2 separate regions of the Homo sapiens genome follow, and region 2 is linked to region 1. Evidence: chromatin loops called from intact Hi-C (ENCODE). Cell type or tissue: CD4-positive, alpha-beta T cell. All regions are shown on one strand. Each heading gives the region's core, and the rest is flanking DNA. Links, peaks and the distances in the headings are about the cores only.

What was found. Hi-C counts contacts between places; a loop is a spot of excess contacts. Peaks named below come from ENCODE experiments on the same cell type or tissue, not always from the same donor. Only the 100,000 strongest peaks of a DNase experiment are listed, where the experiment ranks them.
Region 2: a loop joins it to region 1, with 4 times the contacts of the local background. A loop is called at or near these places in 2 of 110 quality-filtered maps.

The regions. Positions count from the first base shown.
Region 1 is chr18:75,082,930-75,094,039 of GRCh38, forward strand. No RefSeq gene overlaps it. Among named protein-coding and RNA genes, the nearest start is that of PTGR3, 120 kb to the right of the region's middle. In CD4-positive, alpha-beta T cell, for the core only: no CTCF peak of the experiment used is centred there; no DNase peak of the experiment used is centred there.
Region 2 is chr18:75,132,334-75,143,443 of GRCh38, forward strand. It overlaps LOC124904325 (a long non-coding RNA gene), which reads right to left and starts at 7,347. Exons shown (of 2, transcript XR_007066416.1): 1 at 5,903-7,347; 2 at 4,676-5,452. In CD4-positive, alpha-beta T cell, for the core only: no CTCF peak of the experiment used is centred there; no DNase peak of the experiment used is centred there.

The sequences.
Region 1 (11,110 bases), core at 1,530-9,529:
CATCCTTGACCTGTCTTTCTTTCACCCTCCTCCTGACTCATGCTTTGAATTCCAGATGGTGACTTCTCCAGGTATCTGCAGCCATCTGCCTGTGCAAGCCACCATCATCTCTCACCGGAACCACTGCAACAGCTTCTACTGTTCCTTCCTACAATCCAGAATGATCTTTCACCAAAGTGAGTCAGATCATGTCCCTCCCATCTGCATGAGTTATCTATGGCTGTGTAACAAACTATCCCAAGATGTAGTGATGTAAATATAACAAGTATTTATCCCTTACAATTGCTGTGGGTCAGGAATTCTGGAGCAGCTTAAACTGGGTGGGTCCAGTTCAGGGTTAAGGTGTCATCAGGGGCTGCTGTCATTTGAAGGCTCAACTGAGGCGGAGGAGGCACGGGCAGGGTGATGTACTCACGTGACTTCACCGCGTGGCTTCCCACAGGCTGCTTGGCATCCTCATAACATGGCAGCCTCTTTTCCTTGAGAAAGTGATCCAAGACACAGGCTGAAGCTACAGTGTCTTTTAAGACCTGGCCTCAGAAGTCATACATTGTCACTTCAGCCTATTCCATTTGCTAGAAATGATTCACTAAGTCCACTCAAGGGGTGGCTGCCTCCACCTTCTGAAGGGAATGTCAAACAAATGATGAGCATATTTTAAACCACTCACCATCTCAAGGTCCACACCTGCCTCCTGGCTTTAATTGTTATGTCTCAGTCCCAAACACACCAAACCTGCAGAGTGTTGCTACTCCCTGGTTACTTGAGGCCTTTGTACTTGCTGTTCTAGAAGTTTCTTTAGTCAAGGCCAATCCCTTCTCATCATTCAAGTCTCAGCCCCGACCTCCCTCTTTCTGAGAGGACTTTCCTGACATCAAATTTAAAATAGTGCTCCTCATTTATCAGTGTCAGGAAGCAACTTTGTCATTTGTCGACTGTGTCTCCACCACCCGACCCTGAGCTCCTGGAGAGCAGGCTCCTTGCTGCCGCACCACACTGGCCTCAAGGCTGAGCATCCCTACAGCCTGACTGGAAGGAGCTAGCAAACCCAGGAGTGGATCCAAGAGGCTCTGCCAGAGCAGTTGTGCGGCTCCATATCAACCACAGTGTCTGACATGGAAAATCAGTGAGCTCGAAACTTCAGCCCATTTCGTTTCATTGGAAACCTGGTGAGCCCAGATCAGGAAGGTGTCACCGTTTTAACTCAGAGCCGTGTTAGGAAGCTCTCCCTCCCTGCTGTCAGGGTGAGCGTTGTGCCGTTCTAGCATCTTATGGTTTTAACCACATGATAAATGAATTCCTTCACATGAATCCCACAGAACAAACATGCACTTTTCCATTTATGAATTGGAGTTCAGAGTTGTGTTTTTTAGCTTTTCTCTAAATTTACCAAAATTTTTAAAATAAAATTACTCATGACCCCACTAAGTAAGGAATTAGGCCGGGTGCGGTGGCTCACGCCTATAATCCCAGCACTTTGGGAGGCCGAGGTGGGCGGATCACGAGGTCATGAGATCCAGACCATCCTGGCCGTCATGGTGAAACCCCGTCTCTACCAAAAATACAAAAATTAGCTGGGCATGGCGGTGCATGCCTGGAGTCCCAGCTATTTGGGAGTCTGAGGCAGGAGAATCGCTTGAACCTGGGAGGTGGAGGTTGCAGTGAGCCGAGATTGCGCCACCGCACTCCAGCCTGGGTGACAGAGTGAGACTCTATCTCAAAAAACAAAACAAAACAAAACAAAAAAGAAATTAAATCCTGGCAAAAATGAGATGTTGCCAAAAAGGACTTTGCGGGGAGAAAGTAGTAGTGGTCCCTCACAAAACGAGCAGAAAGAAGACGGAAATAAATTCTTTTCCAGAAAAGCAGTCTTTGCTGAAGAGATTCGCATTTCCTTGAGCGTTTTATCCAAAGTAGATCAATGCTACTCACCCAGAACAAGATCCAGTTTGCCAAAAACCTGGGCTTCTCTCCTGTGAGGCCCGATGATCACACGATGCCTGTACAGGTGTTCATTTCAGACGTTTTAGACACTGTCTGCACCATGTCATTTTTATGATTGTCAAGTTCCACAAAGCTTCTTTCTTCTTCTTTAAAAAGTCTCTTTAATTTTGAGAACTTTCCTGCTAATCATTTCTCCGTTTGCTAATGATCCTAACCTTCCACAAAATGACTTCTCCCTCGCCAGCCTTCATTTTACTTCTTGTGCTTTCCCTGCTCTCTTTTCCTGCCCTCGGATTTCCCATTTTTCAAGCCATAAGGCAGACTTCAGTCTGTTGAATTTCAGCTCTTTCTTCCTGTCTTGGATTGCCTATTACCTATTGCAAAGGTCATTTTAAGTGTAATTCAGCTTAAATTACTTTATTTTCTCATCACTGGATTTTTTCTCTCTCTGGTCCCTTTCTCCTTCGCAGGCCCTCCACTCTGCCTACCCACCCCCATCTAAGTTTCACTTCTCAGGGACCATTCTCAGCAGCTCCTGATGAGGCTGGATGAAAAGCATTCTTGAGTCTGTTATTTGGAAGGTTAAGATTTGCACGCTCACTGCCTGGCCATGGAGGTTGGGGCCGGAGGCAGGGGTGCCTTCTAGGATATGTGCAAACACAACTAAGATCCCAGCTCTGAGTGTGGGAGACCCCACATATAGTCTGCTGTTTTCTCAGTGTGTCAGGAATCACAGCAGCAAGCCCGGTGTGCTAGGCTGTCCAGACACTTTCCAGAACCACTGAGTGTCTCATGATGGCAGCCACTACCCGCATGGAGTAAAACGGGGTTCAGCTTCCAGCTTAGCAAGTTTTCGAAAACTTTTTGGTTTCTAAAATCTTTATTGTTGTTTTTGTTGTTTTGTTTTTGGCACTGGGGGTGAATGGGTCTCCCAACCAAGAGAACATCAAGACTGGATGTGAATGGACTTCACGTGGAGCCTGAACTCTCCTCCATCGCCAGCGGCCGCCTTGTTGGCTCCTAGCTCCCCAGGATGTGGATTTAGATTCTGGCTCTGCATCTCCCATGGAATATTAGATCAGGGGGTGGTCTTAGGGTCACAACCTCCTCCCCTGAATGAAACCTGCTCCCAGCAGATTTCAGCAGCAGGTGGACTTGAAATTGCACATGGCAGTCCTACTAAGTGGAAGGACGGAAGGAATGCTGATGCCCCAACATAGGTGTAAGAGGAGGGAGAGGCTATCAGGACAACTCCAACCTCTTCAGCCTGTGAAGAAGTGCATGTGAGAGCGTGCATGTGTGTGTGCACTTGTGTGTGTACACTTGTGAAAGTGTGTGTGCACACGTGAGTCTGAGGGCACACATGAGCATGAGTGCACACATGTGAGTGTGCACTCATGTGTAAGTGTACATATGAGAGTGAGCATGTGTGAATGTGATGTGTGTGGCTGTATATGTGAATGAATGCATGTGTGAGTGCACACGAGTGTGCATATGTGTCAGTGTGCATGCATGAGTGTACTGTGTGCTTACACACGTGAGCATTCATGAACACATGAACATGTACATGTCTGAATCCATGTGTGAGCATGTGCATGTGAATGTACATATGTGAGCATGAGTGTGTTCATATTTACACATGTGCTGTGCATGCCTGTGTGAATGTGCATGCCCATGTGTAGCGCATGTGAACATGTGTGCATAGATGTGCACGCGAATGTGCACATAGGTACATGTGTGTGCATGTGTGTACATGTGAACGTGTGCACACACGTGTGACTGTGTGTGCATGTGTGTACATGTGAACGTGTGCACACACGTGTGACTGTGTGTGTATGTGTAGGCATGCACACATGAACATGTGTGCAAATGTGTGCATGTGAATGCACATGTACATGTGTGCATCTGTGTACATGTGAATGTGTGCATGCATGTGTGTGACTTCACATGTGAGGGCATGTGTGTGAATATGCATGTGTGTGGGCATGATGCATATGTACATGTGAGTCTGCATGCATGTGGTGCATGTGTGTGCACATGTGTGAGCATATTCGTGTGAAGGTGTGTTGTGTGAATATGTATGCATGTGTACATGTGACTATGCATGTAAGCATCTGCATGCACATGTGTGTGACTGTGTGAGAGCGTGCATGTGTGTGGCAGCAGGAAGCCGCCATCTGGTGGGCTTCCTGACCCTGGGTTCTGCCTCAACTCCTGAGACATTACCCACCGCCTGGGTCTTTCCAGAAAGTTCTATCCCCAGCTTCTTCCTGGAGCAGAGTGCATGCTGTCCAAGGCCTGCAGAGCTGGGCTCTCCCTTCGACTACGGTAAGGGCCATGTCCTGGCTGAAAGACTCCGCCTCTGGGCAGTGGGGGTCCTCACCGCCTTAGGCTGACAGTGGGTTTTTAGGAGGAAGCTGAGGGCCTGGGCGTGTCCCCTGGCTGGGCCTCAGACCCCACCTTGCCAAAGCAGCAAACGCGCTGCCTCAAGTGAGTGTGTGTGGCCATGAAGCCTTGGGCAAGGGACCATACCAGAGCCTCCGAGCTGGCGCCCGTGGCCTTTGTACTCGCTGTTCTGGAAGGTTCTCTCAGCAGTGTGGTTACTTCTCTCACTGAAGTCTCAGGCCCACGGCCCACATGGCCACGGTGTCCCTTTCCCCACACCGCGCTCTTGGTCGGGGAGTGGCGCTCCCGCCACCTCCCTCCCTGCCTTTGGGGCCACAAACTGAGGACTTCTGTGCACAGATCGTCCTGCGTTGGTGTTGCCTTTGGTTGAGCAGGTGAGAAGAGCAGACACATGACAAAGGCCTGCACCGGTAGAAGGATGGGGACGACCTTAGGTCGGATGGTCGGGGCCAGGTGTGCACAGGACACACCCGGGTGCAGGGGCGCGCAGCTTCTAATGACGCGGCACTCGAGCACTGTCTAATTAATCCCGTGTTTTCACACAGCGTAACTGCGGAGCCGGGGCTGAGTTATTTGGCTACTGGAGGTGGAGCGCGGCCCTGTCCTCCCTTCTCTGCTCACAACTGAGGATGCTGCACATTGTGGGGTGCGAAAGTCCGCACGGCCTATCTGTCATCCCGCATTATCAGGAAGACGCGCCACTTCCATGCCGGGCTGCAAGGCTCCAGCAAATTGTTATTTTTATGGGAGATGATAAAGGAAATGCTACCTTATGTTCAAATCTTTACCTATCAGGTGCAAGGAATATACAGCCCCGGCCAACCCACAGTGTATAGGGTGGCAAAGCCGCAGGCTGCATCCTGGACCCTGCATGCACCCCCAGCGCACGCCCAGCCCACCCCCAGCGCACGCCCTGCCCACCTTCAGCCCACCCCCAGTTCACCCCCATCCCACACCCAACCCACACCCAGCCCACCCTCAGCCCACACCCAGCTCACACCCAGTCCACACCCAGCTCACACCCAGGTCCCCAGGACCAAAGGAGGAGGCTAGCCACAGCTTCCACAGCAGCAACCTCTTCTTTCTTTCCTTTTTTTTTTTTTTTTTTGCATATAATTTTAAAATATGCCTTCGTGGCCCAGGGTCACCTTTATGGAGAGCTCTCCAGGTTCCCTGGCACCCCCTTTCCCCGTGCTTGCCTGCAGGTTCAGGGTGTCTGCTGGAGCAGACTTTTGCACATTACTGCTCACCTCTGATATACGAGCTTGCCATTTGGAGGCTGGTAGAGCCCGGCTTCCCCCAGGAGCTCAGGGAGATTTGTGGCTTAGACATTTGCTCACTGGGTGGGGTTCCTGGGACTGTTCTAATGGAGGCCACACAGGGCCTCCACCCCATGGGACCGTTTGAACTCAGCACCCCTGGACAGCTTGGCCTGTGCCTGATATACCCCAGAGCCAGTGTCCTCTGCGTGGGGCACGGCACGGCTGAGGCCCTGCCCGGTGTCCAGTTGCTCTGAGCGGTGTGGACAAGGAGGCTGGCCTGGCCTGGGAGGACTCCAGCGTGAGAAGCCCATGGTGACAGCCCCCACTGAGGGACCCCTCCAGCCTCTCAGTCCATAGGGGCCCTGCGATCGGTGCGCGCTCCTCCCTCTCCACACCTGCTGTGTGCACGAAGCAAGGGCATCCTGGTGCATCTCTGGAGATGGGAGCGGAGGCTGGAAGCCCTTTTCCAGGTGCACGCAGGAGCCGAGTGCAGGCCCTGGAACTGGAGAGGCCGCCTGGAGCCTGTTTATCACAGGATCACAACCAGGTCCACAGCGGCAGGAGGAGGCAGCTGGTTTGAGGACTAAGCAGGGTTAATGCTCACACACTCAGCCCGCCAGGCTCCTGAGGCTGAGCGAGGCCACCACGGCTTCCCCACCTGTCTTCCAGGCGGAAGTCTGTGGGACCAGGGGCGGGTGGGGAAGCCCACCGTGCTCTATGCCCCTCTGACGGGCCTAGTTTTCATTCTGTCTCCAACACACTGGAAAATTCAATGCAGGTACATCACTTCTTGCCAACCCATCAACTAGAATTTCACCTACCACTCTTTAGAAATAAAATTGAAAATCTTAAAGTAACCCGTTTCAATCGATTTCTAAATAATTTCTGTAAAGATCTGTGCGTTTTGGGCTGTTGGAGTATTTGGGACATGCGCAGTTAACCTCTGGCCTCTGTGAGATGAGGTTTTAGATCTCCCCATCCCTGCTTCCTTCACTATGAACGTCACTGGGCAGTTTTGAGGACAAACAGGAAACAAGTTGAGTTCCTTGGAGCGGGAAATGTTCTGCAAAGTTTAAAAGTTACATATGATGACTAGAGCCATGTGATGCAATTAGTAAATACAAAACGACAGCCATCAAAAGTGTAAACAGGCACTAGACCAGCCAGGAAAGTCTTTCGGGGCCACCTAGTTGAGACGTGCGTACGTTTTTCTTGGTTTCTGTTTATGCTGGGGCGTTGACTGAGTCCCTAGAGGACACTGGGCACCTCCCGGCCCTTCCTAAGTATGAAAGAGAAGGGGCCCCGGCACAGCTGAAAGCCATCTGAGGCACGAGCTGGTGGCGGCGGTCCGGACACAGGCCCCAGGTGGCCGTGACGGCCCTGGGACGCCCTCTCCCTCCTGCCACAGGCGGGGCACGCAGAGGCACAGAGGCCCCGGGCTCCGTCCTCAGCCTCGGCTGGAGAAAGAAACAGGGAGAGCACAGTCAGAGGTGGTGGGAGGGGAGGAAACACGTAATGTGGATTGCGGAAATGAATGAAGACCAACACAACGAGAAAGCAAAGGCGCCTGGATCAGAGTTTGCCAGGTTGCCGGCCGCCCTCGCGTGTGTTCCAGCGGAGACTCACGGCAGAGGAGAGGGAAGGCTTTGCAGTGGGACAAACGGAAGGCCCCGGGCGTGCCCAGCTTGGAGGCTGTTGGCCTGGAAGGCTGGAGGAGTGTTGACGTGACAGGCCCCAGGAGCTCCAAAGTAGGAATTGCGTGGGGAGGGCCTCAGAGGCTGGCGTGGGGGCTGCCGGTGAGCCTGGGAGGGTTGCGGCATTGTAGGTAGGACAGGAGGAATTCCCAGTGGGAACCACAGTGACCGTAAAAGGAGCAGCATTCTTTAAAACAGAGCTTCTCAAACTGCGATGTTCCCGGAAGCACGCAGAGGCCCTGTGCGAATGCGGACGCAGGGCAAGGCCGCTGGGCTCTGTGCCTGGGCAGCGCTGTGCCTTCGGCTCCCAGGTGCTGCTTTCGGAAGCAAGGATTTGGGGCATCGCTGCGTTTCCTGCAGCGCCGGCCTGGCCGGTTCTGCTGTAACACACTCCAGCCTGGACCCTTCGGTGGGTGGGATTCCATTTTCTTTCAAGAGAGAACTCCATTTGAAAGCGTGGCCATCCCGGGCGCTGTCAGCTGTTGGCCTGGCTTCTTTCTTCCCGGGCTTTGCTATCAGCGCCTCTATCCCGCAGCCGTTCATTGTTCATGCATCAGGCGCACAGTCCCAGTGTTCATTCTGCCATTACCAAAACCACTGAAATTGTAATCACTGCTCTTTAATAATTCTGAATATCAAAGGAAGACAATTCTCACAGGTCAGTATTTTTGCCAAAACTTGGTATTGTGTCTTTTTCATTGTAGCCACTCTGGTGGAGGTGTAGTAAAATTGCAATGGGGTTTTAACTTGCGTTTATCCAATGATAAATGTAGCTGTGCAGTTTTTCGTATGTTTATTGGACACTTGGCTATCCCTTTTTTACTTTTTTAAAAATAGCATTATTGAGGTATAATTCACAATAACATGAAATTCACACATTTAAAGCACACAATTCTGATTTTTAGAATATTCACAGATTTGTGCAACCATCACTAGGATCTAATTTTAATCATCCTCAAGAGAAATTCTATACCTAGAGCAGTCACTCCTCAGTTCTAGGCAACCAGTAATCTCCTATTTTCTTCTCAGAACTTCATCATCTTAGTTTATACATTTAGGATTAGGATCATTTTGAGTTAATTTTTGTGTATGGTACGAAGTGGGGATCCAACTTCATTATTTGCACATGGATAGCTCATGTGCATCTGACTGTCCCAGCACCAGCACCATTTGTTGAAAAACAACCTTTTTTTTTTTAGGGTCTCACTCTGTCACCCAGGCTGGAGTGCAATGGCATGATTATAGCTCACTGCAGCCTCAAATTCCTGGCTCACAGGATTCTCCCACCTTAGCTTGCTGAGTAGCTGGGACTACAAGTATGAGCCACCATGCCTGGCTAAGTTTTTATTTTAATTTTTGTAGAGATGGAGACTTGCTATGTTGCCCAGGCTGGTCTCAAACTCCTGGGCTCAAGTGATCCTCCCACCTCAGCCTCCCAAGGTGCTGTGATTACAGGTGTGAGCCACTGAACTCAGCCTGAAAAGGCTATTCTTTTCAACAGTTGTTTTGACACCCATGTCAAAAATCAACTGACTACTAACATAAGAGTTTATTTCTGGTTTCTTGATTATATCCCATTGATCTCTATGTCTATATACCAGTAGCATCATGTCATGATGACTGTAACTTTATATTAAGTTTTGAAATTGGGGCTCTTCAACTTTGTTCTTTTTCAAGATTGTTTTGTCTATTCTTAGTCCTTTGCATCCCTAGATAAACTTTAGGACCAGTTTGTCATTTCTGCAAAAATTGCAGCAGGGGAGGGAGGGATATTGCCATGTTAACAATTTTGAGTTTTTCAATCCATGAGTATGGGATGTCATTCCATTTATTTAGATTTTCTTTCATTTCTTTCACTAATGTTTTGTAGCTTTTTTGTACAAGTCTTGCATTTATTTTGTTAAATTTATTCCTGGTATTTTATTTTTTAATGTTATTATAAATGTAATTGTTTTCTTCTTTTCAGATTGTTTTTACAAACACAGTTGATTTTTGTATATTAATCTATCTTATCATCCTTGCTAAATAATTTATTAGCAATAAAAAAGTTCTGTGAACTCCTGAGGATTTTTTACATGTCAGATCATGTCATCTGTAAAACAAAATAATTTTACTTCTTTCCAATCCAAATGTCTCTTATTATTTTTTCTTGCCTCATTGCCCCACTAGGACATACAGTAGTAAAATATTGGCCAGAAATTCTAAGAGTGAACATCTTTGTCTCATTTCTTATATTAAGAGTAAATAATTCAGTCTTTTCCCATTACATATGATGTTAGCTGTGAGTTTTCGATAGATGCCCTTCTACAGGTTGAGGTTGTACACAACTATTCCTAATTTGTTGAGATGTTTTTTGTAGTTCTTTTTTAGGTTGTTGTTGTTTTTTTTTAATCATGAAAGGGTGTTTGGTTTTGTCAAATGCTTCTGCTGCATCTATTATGATGATCGTGTGGTTTTCTTCTTTACTGTAGTGGTATGGCGTCTCATTGATTTTTGGGTGTAAAACCAACCTTGCATATGTGATCATGGTGTATAATTCTTTTTATATGTGGCATAATTCAGTTTGCTAGTGTTTTATTGAGGATTTTTAAAATTTATAATCATAAGAGACATTAGTCAGTAGTTTTCTCATGATGTGTCTGTCTGGCTTTGATATCAGGGAAATATTGACCTCCAAGAATGAGTTGGAAAGTGTTCTCTCCTTTTTGCTTTCTGGAAGATTGCATAAAGGATTGGTACTGAATCTTTAAATTTTTGGTAGAAATTACCAGTGAAGCCAATATGGACCTGGGATTTTCTTGGTGGAAAGTTTTAAAATTACCAACTCAATCTCTTTACTTCTTACAGGTCTATTTAAATCTTCTATTACGTCTGTTTTTTTTTTTTTTTTTTTTTTTTTTTTTTGAAACAGAGTTTTTTTTTTTTGAAACGTGCCACCACACCTGGCTAATTTTTGTATTTTTAATAGAGACAGGGTTTCACTACGTTGGCCAGGCTGGTCTCGAACTCTTGACCTCAGGTAATCCACCTGCCTTGGCCTCCCAAAGTGCTGGGATTACAGGTGTGAGCCATTGCGCCCAGCCCTATTTCTTCTACTTCTTTTAGTAGTTTATGTCTTTCTAGAAATTTGCTCAACGTGTCTTTGTTGTCTACATTTTTGGCATACAGTTGTTCATTGTATTCACTTATAATACTTTTCTATATGGTTTGTTGTAATGTTCTTGCTTTCATTCCTCATTTTAGTAATTTGAGTTTTCTCTCTCTTTTTTTGACCAGTCTAGCTAAAATTTGTCAGTTTTGTAGGTCTTTTCAAAGACCCTTTCAAAGGCTGACAAATTGGTATCACTGATTTTGTCTATTGTTTTTCTATTTTTTGTTTCATTTATTTCTGCTATAACTTTTATTAGTTCCTTTATTCTCCTTACTTGAAGTTTAGTTTCTCCTTTTCTAGTTTCTTAGAATGGAATAGTATGTTATTGATTTGAGAGCTCACTTCTTTCTATAATACAAGCATTTATGGCTACAAATTTTGCTCTGATCACTGCTTTGCCACATCTCATAAGTTTTGGTATTTTTTTCATGCACGTCCATGTGAAGAGACCACCAAACAGGCTTTGTGTGAGCAACAAGGCTGTTTATTTCACTTGGGTGCAGGCGGGCTGAGTCCAAAAAGAGAGTCAGCGAAGGGAGATCGGGGTGGGGCCGTTTTATAAGATTTGGGTAGGTAAAGGAAAATTACAGTCAAAGGGGGGTTGTTCTCTGGCGGGCAGGAGTGGGGGTCACAAGGTGCTCAGTAGGGGAGCT
Region 2 (11,110 bases), core at 1,485-9,484, 49 kb after region 1:
CTGCTAGGTGCACAGCTTTATACCACTTACAGGTTGCAAGTAGCAACGAGAAAAATGCTAGATTTTACAGGAAAATAATATTCATAAATCTCCCGCTGTGAATTACAGTATAACTCAGAGCTGTCTTTGTTTTGCTGCTGCGATGAAGTCAATTCTGTTTCGGGTGGAAATGATACACACAGAGCCCAAGGTGGAAGCCAGTCCCCTCGCATTTGGTGAGGTTTGTAGCCAGTCCCAGCTGGAGCGCGGAACAGCTGAACCCACTCGACGCCGGCAATTCCTGGAGTTTTCTTTTCTCTTCTTGAGAGCAGAGCTGCGGAGGACGTGAGGGGACTTTCTTGGGTGCTGTGCCCTGAGGTGAGGCCCCTTTATCCTTTTCACCAGGCGGTATTGCCTCACACCGGTTCCCCAGAGGGAAATGGTCCCAAAGGTACCTCTCCCGGGCTGGCCCTGGGGACCGCGGCTGGTCACTCTTTCTTCATGCTGATGTCGTGGAAGGGGTGGTCGTGTGTTTCAAACAGAGAGCAAGTACACATGCTCATATTCCACACATCTTTTGATCCATCCAAACTATACGGAGACATGCAATTTTGTTCATGTTTTATTGTCCCTAGAAGAGTTCATTTTCCCCAAAAGATCCCCGCGGCTCAGTGGTAGATCCCAGCATGGTCACTGATCCTCGGTCCCACATGTGAGGTCACTCAGTCTCTCTGAGGGTCAGCGTCTTCACCTGTGAGTGGGCATGGCAGTGCCCATCCATGGAGTCTGCAGGAGGCTGACGCCCACTGAAGGACACCACAGCCCTGTGGGTCCCCGTGGGATGGGCACTCTCTGGGACTGTTAGGTCCCACAGGTGCGCCTCTTTCCTGCAACGTGCCTTTCATGCCCCTTTAGTCCCAGAAGCCCATCTCCTTCTGGACTTCTCCCCGATGAGCTGGAGAGATGGCATTGTCATGCCCAAGTCCTCTCTGCTCCTTGTCTGCACGCGGCTGAGCTCTCACAGCCGGAAACATCCTCCCCTCTGGCGCAGAGCCCACACACTGTGGCCTTACCTGTTGATTTCAAATACTTCTTCCTTTGCCTGGTTCCCTCTCCTTGGGGAAGTTCCAGAAAGCTCTTGCTCAATTGTCTAGAAGCTCAAGGACAAAGCACCTGTCTTGAGAAGCCCCAGGTTACACTGCCTGTAGCTCAGCTCCTTGCAAACAAGTTTAGATTGTGATTTAAGAAAAGCGGGTCATCTTTCTTTCTCTCCATTTGGGGCTCCAACCATAGACCTAAATACTGTCAGAAGACTGCATGGCAGGAGCTCCAAGACGGGAAGGGGGGTCGCTGCTCAACAGAACCTTTATTTGGTGTGTTGCTTTAATTAAAGGAGAATGTCTGGGGCGGGTGGTTCTCTCGGGCCTCTGCAGAGCGTGGGAGCTCAGCATCATCCAGGATGCAGCCAGCACAGGGGCCCCGGGGGAAGGTGGCATCCCGGGGGCCAGGGCCGGGGCTGTGCGGGAGGGATGCCAGCCATCCTGTGAAGGCTCCAGGTGGAAACCACGGCCATCACCACACCGAAGCCATCATCTGGCCACTACCGGCTCTGCTCCCAGGGTCAGGGGCACGCTGGGGGGGCACAGGTATGGGGTTACTGCCCTTACCTGTGCCAGCCGGGGTCAGAGGCCAGACAGTGCCAGCACAGAGGGGCTTCACTTGGCTTGGACTCCACACGTGCTCTGGAACAGTCGTCTCACCCGTGAAGGGAGCAGCATGTGTGCTGGGAGCAGGGCAGGGAGCGCACTGCCGCCTGGGGAGCTCTCCCAAGACCCAGAGGAAGGGCACTTCCTGGCACCGCATCAGGGCACACAGCGCCCTGCAGGGCTGTATCTCCCCAGGCAGGGGCTCTGCACGGGGTGCTCTTCCGACAGCCAGAGGATGCTGCCCAGGGCCTCCTGCGGAGAAAGCTGCGGGAGGTGGGCACCCACTGTGCACCCAGCAAACAGCGTGCGGCGTGTGCATGTGAATCAGTGTGTGAGCGTGTGACTGAAAATGTGTGTAGGTGGTAGGTGGCTGTACCTGTGTATGTCTGTGTGTGTGTGTATTGTGTGAGTTGGTATGTAGATGTGTATTGTGTGTGAGTGTGAATTGTGTGTGGGTGTGTGTGGGTGCCCATGGGCGTGTCTCTGTGGGTATATGTCTGTATGTTCCTGTGTGTGTTCATGTGTGTATCCATGTGTGCGTCTGCAGGTGTGTCCATGTGTATGGGTGCCTCTGTGTGTGTCCATATGTCTCTGTGTGTCTGTGTGTATCCATGTATGTCTTTGTGTGTTCATGTGTGTCTGTCTCTGTGTGTCTGTGTTCACGTGTGTCTTTGTGTCTGTGGGTGTGTCCATGCATGTGTGTATGAGCACACGTGCACACACAGGTGAGTGTGCCACACACCATTGTCTTGGCCCTTGCACATATCAGTTTTCTTCCTCAGTGAAGAGTGCGCGATGGAACAAGGACCCGCGTGTTGGGCTCCATCCCCTTTTCCTCAGGCAACGTTTCATTCCCTTTCTTCCTGAGCCGGGCGTTCAGCCACAACCTGGCATAGGAGCCTCAAATCCCATAACACTGTCGGAAGAAGAGGGGTCAGAAGGTGGGCTTCCCAGCGGTGTAGTTCATCAATCTATCTTTTCCCCAAAGCTGTCTTTTATTCATGAATTTTCCAAGTACCGCAATGCATTCTTGACTCTGTGAGCGGCAGTCACATGGATGTGTCCACAGCCCAGCTGCCTTTCGGTTGGAATCCAGCTCGTAGGTGCCAAGCCCTGCGAGGCTCCTGGCCCCCACAGCAGCCACAGAGTGGCCCAGGACCACCAGACACACTCAGAGGGACCAGTACTGTGCCACAGAGGCTGCTTCCCAGGAGAAGGCCCAGTTCCTTCTCTCATCGCAGGCTCGAGATGAGCCCCAGGTAGGCTCTGGATGCATGTGTCTGCCAGAACCAGGGTTCCTATTCACTGCCAAGTGCATACCAGCAGGCCCGAATTGCACCAACCCAGCGGGATGTGCACAGCCACAAGGCAGGGACGTCCTCAGGGAAGGACGGATGGCGAACCTGGAAAGGCATCTCAGGAGCAGAAGCAGCTGGAACCCCTCAGGAGTCAGGGTGGAGAGCGGCCTGAGAGGAGTGCCGAGGACCCCGTATTCCTGAAAGGACAAGCCTGTGCCAGGTAGACAGGATGGAGCTGTCAGGGAGCACTCATGGGGCCTCCCTCCTGGAGAAGACAGGCACGTGACAAGGATGGCCCAGTCAGCACTCACAGAACACCTGAGAGGGTTGACTTCACCTGTCAACTCGGCTCGGCCATGGCGCTGATGGCCAAACCCCAGTACAGATGTTGTTGTGTAGGTGTTTTTCCATGTGATGAACGTCTAATCAGTGGACTTCGAGTAAAGCAGATGACCATCTGTCATGTGTGTGAGCCCCAACCCATGAGATGAAGGTCTTCCAAGCAAAGGCAAAGGTTTCTGGAGAAGGAATTCTTTTTTTTTTCCTTTTTTTTAAATTATTATACTTTAAGTTTTAGGGTACAGGTGCACAACGTGCAGGTTAGTTACATATGTATACATGTGCCATGTTGGTGTGCTGCACCCATTAACTCGTCATTTAACATTAGGTTTTAGAGAGAGGGTCTTGCTCTCTTGCCCAGGCTAGTCTTGAGCTCCTGGCCTCAAGCAATCCTCCTGCTTCAGCCTCCCAAGGTGCTGGGATTGTAGGCATGACCCACTGTAGCAATTCTGCTCTAGGTAGTTAGAGAGCTTTTGGACTCTAGACGATGACATCAGCACTTCCCCGGCTCTCACCTGTCCTGCAGATTTCAGACCTGCCAGCCCCATCAGTCATGTGAGCCAATTCCTTAAACTCTCTCGGCTGGATGCGGTGGCTCATGCCTGTAATTCCAGCACTTTGGGAGGCCGAGGTGGGTGGATCACTTGAGGCCAGGAGTTCAAGACCAGCCTGGCCAATATGGTGAAACCTGTCTCTACTAAAAATACAAAAATTAGCTGGGCATGGTGGTGCGCACCTGTAATCCCAGCTACTCAGGAGGCTGAGGCAGGAGAATAGCTTGAACCTGGGAGGCAGAGGTTACAATGAGCTGAGGATGCACCATTGCACTCCAGCCCGGACAACAGAGGAAGACTCTGTCTCAAAAAAAATAATTAAAAAAAAAACCTCTCTCTCTCTCTCTCTCTGTACACACACACACACACACACACACACACACACACGGTTTGCTTCTCTGGAGAGCCCTAATACAGCATCCAAACCCTGATAAACTTTTTCTGGTCTGCAATTGTTTCATTTGAAAGAGACCCAGTAGATTTGCTTGGCATCTGGGGAGTGGGTGGTGGGTGGGGGACCGTCTGAATTTTGGTCCTTATTTTTCAGGTTTCCCTCTGGCTTGGACTTTATAGTTAAGTTGGTAGACCTCTTCATACCAATGATTACCCTAGAAACGATGCTCAAGCCGTGAAGAAAAGAAACAGTTTTAAAGCGCCAACACACACACACTCATGTGCACGTCGGTGGCACACGCAGCTGAATCTGGACTGAAGAAATATTTTCTGATAGAAGTCAAGCTTGATAAAAGGAATGTGCGCTCCACATGTGAAAGTACGGTATTAATAATTAAGCCATGCGATCATTACCTCAGGATATTATTTCTTAAATATCTCTTGCAAAGGCAATATGATTACATATGAATGATATCAATTTTCTACCAACAAAAAAATCTGCAGAAATAGGAATTGAATTACACTGTCCAATTTGCTGTAAAGTTCACTGTATGTGAAGAAATTAATCAAAGCTACCACCACCCATTTTTATGGGAACATAAAATGATGTGAACTTCCATTTTTAATAAAGATGCATAGCACTTTTATGAAGACTGACTAATAACACTATAATGAACTGAAAAGCTACTGATATATTAAGAATGAAAATTTTGAGGAGTGTATTTACTGAGACTTTTTCATGAGAGGCGGTATTTCTCTGAAGTCTCTACTTGAATCATTATAATGGCTCAAAACAGAGGCAAAATTTTCAGGGAGAGCACAGCATGAGTGTTGTAGAAATTTATCCTCAGGATGTGAGAATGGTCCCAGAACGGATGTGCCTAGAGAACAGTACTTGTGCTCCATTGATGCCCAACGCCGGGTGTCTGGGCAACGGGGCAGAGCAGAGGGGGCTACACCGGAAAGCTGCGGCTGCTCCTTTTTATCTTCCTCCTTCACCTCTTCACCCTCAGAGCACCAACAATCCACCAGTAATTTCTTGGGAGCCACTTCCCGGAACAGAAGCCCCTGAAAGATGAGGCGATGGGATGTTAAGGTTTTGCTTCACCATGTGGCATCTTCGTGCAGCTCCACCTCTCCCAGCTCTGGGCAGGGCCCTCATCTTCATCCTCAGCCTCAGAACCTGGGAAAGAATGCAGACACATGAATTGTAAAACAAATGCCTTTGACTGTCTGAGTCAATTCTACAACAGAGAATCACAGACTTCGTAATTTATAAAGAACAGAGACTGGCTGGGCGTGGTGGCTCACGCCTGTAATCCCAGCACTTTGGGAGGCCGAGGCAGGTGGATGACTTGAGATCAGGAGTTTGAGAACAGCCTGGCCAACATGGTGAAACCCCATCTCTACTACAAATACAAAAATTAGCCAGGTGTGGTGGCGTGGGCCTGTAGTCCCAGCTACTCAGGAGGCTGAGACAGGAGAATCACTTCAGCCCAGGAGGCGAAGGTCACACTAAGCCAAGATTGCACCACTGCACTCCAGCCTGGGAAACAGAGTGAGACTCCATCTCAAAAAAAAAAAAAAGTAAAAAAAGAAAAACTAATATAAAGAACATAAACTTATTTCTCACCATTCTGGAGGCAGGGAAGTCCAAGGCCAGAGGGCTGCAGTTCAGTGTCTGGTGAGAACTGCTCTCTGCTTCCAAGATGGTACCTGGAACGCTGCCTTCTCTGGAGGGTGAAAGGGCAAGGAGGACCAAACTCACTCCAGCCCTTTCATAATGTCATGAATCCATTCATCTCTGGAGGGTGAAAGGACAAAGAGGACCAAACTCCCTCCAGCCCTTTCATAATGTCATGAATCCATTCATAAAGGTGGAGCCCTCATGACCTAAATGCCTCCCATGAGGCCCTGCTCCTGGTGGTGGTACGGGGCATGCCAGTGCCACTTTGGGCAGATGGAACAATTTGCATGAGCCCCAGTTGGCTCAGAGGCATCTCCAGGTATCAGAACACCCAGAAGCCGGCATCTCAGAATGTCTGTGCTCACCCAACGAGAAGCTGCCTTAAGCCAAAGATATCAGCACCCAACACAGAGCTCAAGGCATGGACTCATGGTCCCATCTGAAGCGGCGCAAATCACCATGTTTTTGTTCATGTATTTTTTTTCTATTTTCAGAATAAAAAATTAATCCATGCTTACTATAAAAATGTGTAAATACAGAAAAATATAAATAAAATAACGATTATCCAAAATTCTCCCTCCTGGAAATAACATCTGTTAGCATTTTGGTATATTTCCTTTCATTCACATGCACACACACACACACACACACACACACACACAGGTCTACATATGCAGACATACATGTACGATTGTTATAAAACAACCTCACATTTTTATTTTTTATTGCTTTTCAAATTTAATTCTGAATGGTTAACTTATATTCCTAGTTTGAAAACCAGAAAGTAGAAACTGTTTTTTGCCCTAACGTTTTGTGATGAGCATTTTTCCAGGCCATTAACATTTCATAAACGTGTTTTTTAATGACTCCAAAATGTAACACATGTGGATGCACATCATTTACTCAGCCGTCCTCTGTGGGTAGGTGTTCAGGTTGTTTCCAGTTTTTCACGTTTGTAGCAACTCAGTTGAGCTCCTGAGCGCGAGTGTGTCCTGCAGTTGGATTGTGGGATGGTCTTTCAAGACGAGAGAGAGTGGAGGGAGAGGAGAGGAGCCCCGTAGGAAGCCGGCCTCCACCCAGTCTGCAAACACACCTGCTCCCCTTGCCAGCCCCGGGCTTTGCTGCCGGCCCTGGGGGCTTCATGGAATGGGGCCTCCTGGGCTTGATGGCTGGGGAGCTGGCATCTCCAGAGTCCCTTCCTCAGCCATCAGCACACACTGGAGGGGCCAGGAGTGGAAGAGCAGCGATGTCTGTCCTGGGTCGGTCACACCAACACAGCGGGAAAACTCTGAGAGCAGCTAGAACCAGCCCATCTGGAATGTTGAGAGACCCAGAAATAATTGGACCTAACTCTGTTACTAGATAGGAAAGTGGGACTGTAGGAGCTGAGAAACTTGCCCCACATTTGCACAGTTGGTTCCTAGCCATGCAGGACGCACCCCAGGCGGTCACCCCCACCTTCCCCGGGCCCTCCTCCCACGCTGTGCTCCACACTCAGTGCTCTCAATGCAGCATGGACGCACCTTCCTCAGGCCTTCACTCCCTCCTAGTCCAGAGCTTCTGGATTCCTCGCTCCTTGTCCCCCTCTCTGTCTCTCACTTTCTTCTGCGTCTGCATACATGGTTTCCCTTCTGTCTTTTCTCTTTGATGCCTCTGTCTCTCTCTGTCTATGTGTCTTTCTCTCTGTCTGTCTCTAACTCTGTCTCTTTTTCTATTTCTGTATCTCTCTGTCTCAGTACCTCTCTCTGTCTCTCTGTCTCTGTATCTGTCTCTCTCTATTTCTGTATCTCGCTGTCTCTGTCTATCTCTATTTCTGTATCTCTGTCTCTGTGCCTCTCTCTGTCTCTGATTCTCTCTCTGTATTTCTGTATCTCTCTGTCTCTGCCTGTCTCTGTCTCTGACTCTCTGTCTGTATTTCTGTATCTCTCTGTCCCTGTGCCTCACTCTGTCTCTGTTTCTCCCTCTCTCTCTCTCTCTCTCTCACACACACACACACACACACACACACACACATTCTTGCACTGGCAATGTCCTCTGCTTGATTTGTCCTCCCCTCCCAGCCGCAAGCCTCCTGCACATGATAAAATCCTCCTCATTCTTCACCTTCAAGTCTCCGCTCAAATGTCTTCCCCTCTGGGAAATCTTCTCTAACCTTTCCAGACAGAGGGAAAAGCTGTCTCCTTTGGGCCCAGTGGTGCCTCGTTCATGGCCTGTTATTGCACTCGTGGGAGGCTCAGAGGGTCTCTGCCACCTGCACTGGGCTGAGACCCTCAGGATCAGGACTTGGCTGGAGCCCAGTCCATAACAGGCATTGGGTGCAAGCTTGGTGAATAACGTGCTCAGTAAAGACATTTTCCAGGCTACTTAAGTCACAGACACCTATGGAAACTAAGCTATTACCACAACCAAGCACAAAATATCACATCTACGTCCTCCGATGCTGCTTTGGTAGAAATCTTTGGTTTGGAGTCAGACACTTTGGTGCCAAGACAGGTTTTTATAAGTTAGGAGGACAGGGAGCAAGTCATTTCAGCTCTGAATCTTGGTTTGTCTTTCTGTAAAGTGGGAGTATTATCTACCACATGGTAGTGGTTAGACAAAATACAGAAGAAGTACCTGGCACTAAATAGTGCTCAATGCACTCCACTTAGCATTATTACTGTTGTTATTATTTACTGGGCCATTTTTGTGATGGACAGAATAACGTTCCCCCAAAGATGTCCACATCTTAGTCCCCAGAGTCTGTGAATCTGTTCCTTACACAGCAAAAAGGACTTTGCAGTTGGGATGAAGGACCTTGAAATGGAGAGGTGGTCTTGGTGGACTGGATGTAATCACAGGGATCCTTATACGAAGGAGGCAGGAGATCTAAGCAAGAAGGAGAAGTGACCATGGAGGCAGAGAGAGAGATTGGAGGTGCTGCGCCATGGCTTTGAATATGGAGGAAGGAGCCATGGACCAGGGGATGCAGGTGGCATCTAGAAGCTGGAAGAGGCAAGGGGATGTGTTCTCACTGGGAGAAGGAACATAGCCCCGCAAACCCATTCTAGACTTCTGACCCCCAGAAGGGTAGGAGAAGAAATCTGTGCTGCTTTAAGCCACTACATTTGTGGTCATTGGTCACAGTAGTGTAGCCATCTCAGACAGTTCTCTGGACTAGAACGCTGGATGGATTCCTACGGCCCACGGGATGAATTCCAATCTCCTTATTGGAGTATTAGGGACTAAACTCACTTTCCAAAAGCCTCACATTCCCCTAAAGAGCTGGCACTATCTTCCCAGTTGCTACCAGAAGGCTCAGTCTGACAAGTTGCTTGACAGTGGGAAAAGACATCTGAAATTGAGACTCCCCGGAAGTCGTAGGTCAAACCCCTTCCCCGCCCACAATGTTCATTTCAGCCAGTGGTCAGTGGTCCTTCCTCAGTGCTCCAGGCCACCTGCCTTGCACCTAGGCACTGCTGTGAGCCTCCCTCCTGGAGCTTCCTCATCCTCTAAGATCCTCCAAGACCCGCTTCAGTCCTCCGCTCCATGCTGGCCCTCCCGGACCTCCTCACCGGCACCAGCCTTCCTGCTGCAGGCTCTCCTGGCTGCCATCGCGGGACACAGCTGCGGCAGCGCTGACAGCAAAGGCGGCACATGCAGGTTCCTGCAGGGCTTGTGTCTCACCTCTTCCCTTGGATCACAGGCCCCGGGAACACCGGCCTTGCCTCTGCATGCCCCCGTGGCTCCCAGCAGAGCCTGCCACGCATGCAGAGTCACTGGAACATATGACTTGGTCTTCAAATGCATGATAGGTAGCTGGAAGGATGTAGGTCTCAGTCCAAGGAAGTAGAGCTGGGGCACAAAGAGAAAACCACTCAACCAAGTCTCCCCTGACGCCTACACTTCCTTAGGGACAAGAAGGAAAGAAGCAAAAGCGGCGAGTTCACAGGTGGAGGTGACAGCCCACCCGGGTGACTCTTCCCGCAGACTGGGCTTGGAGAGGGTTGGGAGATGTTCGAATTTTTACCTCTCACATTTCTAGAAGTTCACCATGTGAACTTTCCACACACTGATTGCTTCCGTGATATTAATTTTCAAAATAAAATCTTTCTTTAAAATGACAAAGTAAGAAGCAGGACTTAGGAGACCCATCAGCAACGACCCGTTAAAAAAAAATCGCTTTCATTCCAAGGCTCATATACCCGCAGTCACTCAATTTCTTCCCACACAGAAGAAAATGGGTTAACAAGCTAACAGCCACGCTATAAACGATTTAAATTAATGATTGATTCCTTTAAAGACAGCGCGGGATCTATCACTGGCATGATAAGCCTCACCGTGTCCTCTATCTGCATATAGCCGTGTAACACAGCAATATCTGGCAGTAAATATGAAAAAAAATCTATTTTTTCTAGTTTCCAGCATATCTCCTGAGTCTGAGATATGCCTCGCTTGTTTTTCAAATATTGATGCAAGTAATTCAGCTCCCTTTTCAGGGAGGCCTGTGGACGGGTTACCTGTTGGAGTGTTGATGCTAATCTCCTTTCTGAAACACAACCCTTCCGAAAAAGGCAGCAGCCCCCCTCGGCGGCGTCGGGCTGGGTTTGGGTGAGTGCAATGATAATTACCACTGATTAGTACCACAACAATTGCAATTTTAATAAAAACACCTCCTCCCCAACAGATGATTTTGCGAGCTCCTCTTCTGTTCCTTCTGGCTGTGGAACGCTGCCTCCCTTCTCAGTGTGGGCCCCACGGGTGCAGTTGCTCCTGCAGGGAGATGGCTGTTGCTTCTCCTAGCCATTTTGGCTGAATCAGTAGCACAGCTTTAATTTTTTTTTCTTTCTTTCCCTTTTTAAAACATTTTTTTCCAAAGCCTTATGTTTATTAGGGAAACAAGCACATTTTGTTCATCGATATGGGGTTTAAAAATACAATCTCAGTTGCATTGTCCAAAGCTCCTTCTCTTACTTGCCCCCTTTATGGAGGGCCAGTGTCAGGTAGATGAGCTACCTGAAGCCTCCTGGGGAGGAAGGAAGAACATAGAAAATGGGTTGGATCAATTCCTCTACTTCCTATGTGGAATGACTTGCACTTTGGGTAAGTTTTTTATGTACTTTTTTTGTTTTTTTTAAAGCAGGCCAACGGTTTACTCTCTGGTCCTGGCAATGA